Linked DNA regions of Homo sapiens: region 2 is linked to region 1. A link is a loop called in an ENCODE intact Hi-C map of the cell type or tissue named here. Cell type or tissue: PC-9. All regions are shown on one strand.

Region 1 (2,500 bases):
CTGCTGCAGAAATGAGTTGCAGCAACGTGACACAGTCTCCCGACACACTTCATTGATGTACATCTTAATCTGGCCCTGACTTTCAATACTCGCATTTAAGTTATCCGGGGCACACAAAGCCTCTCTAACAGTGGGGTCTGGAGTGGGGCTCGTGTTTCTAGCCATTGAGAGGCTGGCCAAATGGCTATTGATATCCTGGCTAAATGGAAAGCCCGCATCCTTGGGCTCGGCAAACAACAGTTTTCCCTGAATGAAAAGACACTTGGAGAGGTCTAGAACACAACTGCCATTTTTAAAGTTTTGAGCATACCCAGAAATTTTTTTATTTTCATTGGGGGAATAGGTCATTCATTTTTATTTCGATGGTTTGCTTTTGGAGAGGCTGAGAGTTCTTACTGCCCATGATTATTGTCAGACTGATCCCCAGGGCTTGGCTTATCCTCAGTTCTTGACTGAAGATCATGGACCTTGCCTGTCTTCCCCACTGTCTGCAGCTCCCACGCTCTTTTTGTTTTTCTTGCTTGGTTGTGCCTTCTTCTGATAAGTGGATGAACACTGTGTCAACTTGTAGACCAGACTTCCATATCTTCTTTCACAAATTCGTCAGTCTGAGTATATCCCACATCTAATGCAAGTCACAGATGGGCATCACTCTTTAAAAGGTGCTCTAGTTGTGGCATTCTAGGAAGGAGATTGTTAGACATTCTTTTCCTGGACACAATCAATCTAATTGCCATCCAACATGGACCTAGCAGCAATGCAAACACATAAAGCTTTCAGATGAGTCTCCCCAAAGAGACATGTCAATGCACAGGATACAAGGGTATCAGTATCTCTATTTCCGGATTGAAGGTCTTAATTTTCAAATGTTCCTCCTCTGGGGTTTAACCTCCCTCAAGCTCATTTCCACTATTTTCCCACAGGTGCAGCATTTATCTTTTTCCAGCACCAATATAAGAGGAGAAAAAAACAAAGGCTGTGAGAGGGAGAAGCTGAATTGCCTCTGGACTCTGTAGTCTGCCTCGGACGCCTCGTTTCCACCCCTTATCTCCAGCATATCACACTCTGTGGAGCAATTTCTTTCCTCCCTTACTTAGATTATTGTCTACAGGTAGACAGAGAAAAGAGGATAGAGATTGGTAAATGCATTGACACATAAGTTTCAGGTGCATCCACTCCAGAGTGAGGAATATAACTTTCCAGAGTCTCCCATTTAGGTCTCAGGCACACCCATCTTCCCCACCCTGGCCTCCTGCCACTTTATTCCTCGCCCTTCTCCTATGAATGCCCACTTTTCTGATCTACCTCACCTCACTCCCCTTTCTGTGCTATAGATTTTGACACTGCTTTCCCAGAGCCATAAAGGATTGGGATTAAGGGTTTTCCGAAAACAGGACAGGAGTAGAAGGGCAAGTTCTAGTTTAGCACTTGTGTGTACCACCCTCTTGTGACAGGTTCTGGCTCCACATATCCTTGAAGGAATACATTCTTTCTTCAGTCTCTGCCAGATAACCTGTAATTTTCTTCTTCCTTTTTCTTGGGTTGCACTGCCCCCTACAGACAGACAAACAAACCAATATCTATCAGTAGGGTGGGTGAACACAGTGCTGGGTGATAGGCCACAGTTCCTTTTACTGATTCTGGACTCTGTCAAACATTTCTCACCTCTCACTCTCGGTTCCGCAACACCAACTCTCCCCCGATCCTATGCACCATTTAGAGAACTAAAATAAGCTGGTGGGTGGGGCGAGAGTGTAGGGGAAGATGACTCTGTCCCAATCTTGACCCTAAGACTTCCCAGGCAATCCTCATTCTCACACCACCCTGCACATAACCAGAGCAGTTTCTTCTTTCTTCACTCATCTACAAACGTGCCTCTCTGAGGTCAACAGCAGAGAGCTGATGGCTGGATCAAAAAGATTTGACTTTCCCACAGATCTTGGTCACCTGAGATATATGTCACTAATGAGCCATGGTTGCCACCAGTAGTGATGCAAGAGTGTGCCTGCCTCTCTCTCTTCCCCCCAGCACACCAGACCTGTTACTCATTTTTTTTTCTTCACCAATCCTGGAATCCAAAAGAAAGTGCATTACCATTTTGTTGGAATTTGTTTTTCTCTGATTTCCAGAGACAAAACTTATTCTGATACTTTCTTATCTTCTCCTGGAGCAACTGTTTCTTTGTATTTATACTTCTTTATCTTCATCCTAGAATACTGGGCAACAGCACGTCTTTTTACTTCCCCTCCCCTCAGCAACTAATATCCATCATCTTGCTTAGACCCATGAAAAAAGCAGATTTCATAAAACAAGGCATGGAGAGATAAATATGTTTAATTACATTTTTCTTGCCTCTGCTCACTTTTCTTGGAAATAATGACTTTTTAAAAAGATTTTTTATGCCTTTTGTACGTATAAGGAGTTTTCTGGAGTGATACTTGCTAGAATGACACCACTGGTTATTTCTGAGAATAGTATTTAAGGCAATACACAGTCTAGC
Region 2 (2,500 bases), 1.3 Mb before region 1:
CACTCACACAAACTGAGACATTTATCATGTTGTGTTATATTTCTCCTAAGACAGCTTGCTGGACTCAAGGAAGACACATTCAACTCACTAGCGCAAATAGCCACAGGAATTGTGCCTGTAACTGTGCCCTTCAGCAGTGCACAGACTCTGAAAAGATGCCATCCACACAGTGTAGATAATAGGAAATATCAGGACAGTCTGAATAACAAGAAGTTGTGAAAATTGATTATGTTACATCCATAGGATGGAATTCCAGAAGGCAACAAAAACGAGTTATAATGAAAGTAATGATGAGAGATGACTTCTTGTGTACCAAATTAATGATTCTCATTATTTCTAATGTGTGGAGAACTAGGTACTTTCATACTGTGATATAGGCAATATAAATTAGTAATAGTATTTTGAATTGATTATTAATATAAAATGTTATAGTTCAAAGGGTTTTAAAATGAAACTTTTAGGAACTTACTATAAATAAATGCTTACAAACATATTTGCATATACACGAGCATGGCGTTAAGTACATTATTTTCGGTCATAGAAATGGTAAGGGAACTAAATTTTCATTGCTATAATACTAGTGAAATAAATTTGAGGGTATCCACACAATGAAATACATAGTCCAAAAAAAAAAAGTGAGATTTTGTGTTTAAGTATTTTAAGATGTTATCACAGACGTATATTTCCATGAAAAGATGGTTATAATAAGGGCAAACTTGGGTTACAAAGATAATAAAAGATCTGCATCCATTTTAGCTTACCCAGGTCTCCAGCTATTTATCCATATGTCTCAAAGCATTTAAAATATATATTTATTATTCTGACATAGTTTTCTCTTCCACATAGTAAAAGGCTCCATTTTTTTAATGGAGGCTGTCAGTATTCCTACACACTGGGAATGCCCAATTTTCCACTCAGACTTCTAGAAAACTCTGTAGGGCGGGGCTTGGGCCACAACTCCTCCCTCCCACTTTCCTACTGTGATGTTCAAGCTGCATGCAGTTCAGGCTTCAGTCACGAGGGGGCACCACCGTACCACCATTGTCAAACTTCTCCACAGACGTGTTTGCATGGAGCAAAAAAAAAATACCTCACTTAAAACCCAGGGTATGAATTTACATATAGAATGACTCTAATTCTGTCAGAATAAAATTGATAAGTGTAAAAGAAGACAGTAAAATCCTCTACTCTGGGGCATCCATAAGATGAAACATGAGATACCTCTGGTGCACACTGGCAGCCCGTGGCAGGCAGAATTATTGTAATTTGGTATATTTTTGAAAGTTTAGTGACTATGTATATTGCATTTTATGTGAATTATCTGTTCATATCTTTTGATGATTTCTCTACTCATTATTAAGACTTCTTCCATATCAAGGATATTATGTATTAACCATTCGAAATACTAAATATAGATAGCAAATAAACATATGAACTAGTGAAAGACTATACAATTTCTGTGTTTAAAAGCAATACAACAGAATTGAACACAAATGAGCAAAGACATCAATCATATCAATAACAATAAATTGGCTTAACTCATCTATTAAAAGTATTTCAGATTGCCTATTGAAGAAAAATCCAAAGCTGTGCTTTTCCAAGTGATACACGTAAAACAAACGTATTCATATAGGTTAAAAATGTAAGGATAAATATATACTAGGCAGTTGACAATATAAAGAAAGTAAGGGTTACAATCTTGATAATTAAAAGAAAAAAACTGAGACCAAAATGGATTTAAAGAGACAAAAAAACACAGTTGATAAAGTCAAAGGCTACAATTCACAAGGAAGATGGGAGCTACTCATATATGCAGTCATGTGGTAAAAATATTGATAGAGCAAAAACTACAGTAGTGCAAAGAGAAGTAGGAAGAAGCACACCATTTAATAATAGAAATTCTACCACATTTCCTATAATCCAAAAACGTTCAGGTGGAGAAAAATTTAACAACTGTAGAGAAGACTTAAGCAACATAATTCCAAGGGTAGATCTTACAGATACACTTATTCTAAATTGTGAAGCCTAATATTAGGCAACACACCTACTTTTCATATAAACATGGATCATTCATGAAAATTGACTCTATCTGAGGCTATTAAACAAAACTTGCACCCAAATGGAAATAGATTAAAGTTGCAGAATTTGGTGCATATAATCATAATGAAAACAGAGGATGTACGAATTTAGCTAGAGTTGCTATCAGAGGCTATTTTAAAGCATTAAATACCTATATCAATAAAAATGAAAATGAGTTAAACATTCAATTCAGAAAGCCTGATAAAGAACCACAATGTAAACTAAAAGAATGCAGACAAAAAGAATACTTAATGGTAAAATTAGAAGTGAATATGTAAAGAAATAACATCTCAGCACAGTTGGGATGAGAAGGAAGCAAACATTGGTGCTGTGAATAATGTGTCAAAAACTGTGCTGGGATCTGGAGGAGGGTTTCCTCTTGAACTCCTCACAATGCTCTCTTGAGTATAAGAATCAAGTT

The links. Peaks named below come from ENCODE experiments on the same cell type or tissue, not always from the same donor. Only the 100,000 strongest peaks of a DNase experiment are listed, where the experiment ranks them.
Region 2: it touches region 1 in a loop (18-fold over the local background); 6 of 110 quality-filtered maps call a loop at or near these places.

The regions. Positions count from the first base shown.
Region 1 is chrX:101,595,317-101,597,816 of GRCh38, reverse strand. It overlaps the pseudogene ARMCX7P. Among named protein-coding and RNA genes, the nearest start is that of ARMCX6, 21 kb to the left of the region's middle. In PC-9, CTCF peaks have their summits at 1,354 and 1,556 (motif pointing left); a DNase peak (open chromatin) is centred at 1,496; H3K27me3 peaks cover 976 bases.
Region 2 is chrX:102,862,441-102,864,940 of GRCh38, reverse strand. The region is part of intron 12 of ARMCX5-GPRASP2 (ARMCX5-GPRASP2 readthrough); the gene reads right to left. The region is part of intron 3 of LINC00630 (long intergenic non-protein coding RNA 630); the gene reads right to left. Among named protein-coding and RNA genes, the nearest start is that of RAB40AL, 74 kb to the left of the region's middle. In PC-9, a CTCF peak has its summit at 1,016 (motif pointing right); a DNase peak (open chromatin) is centred at 1,020.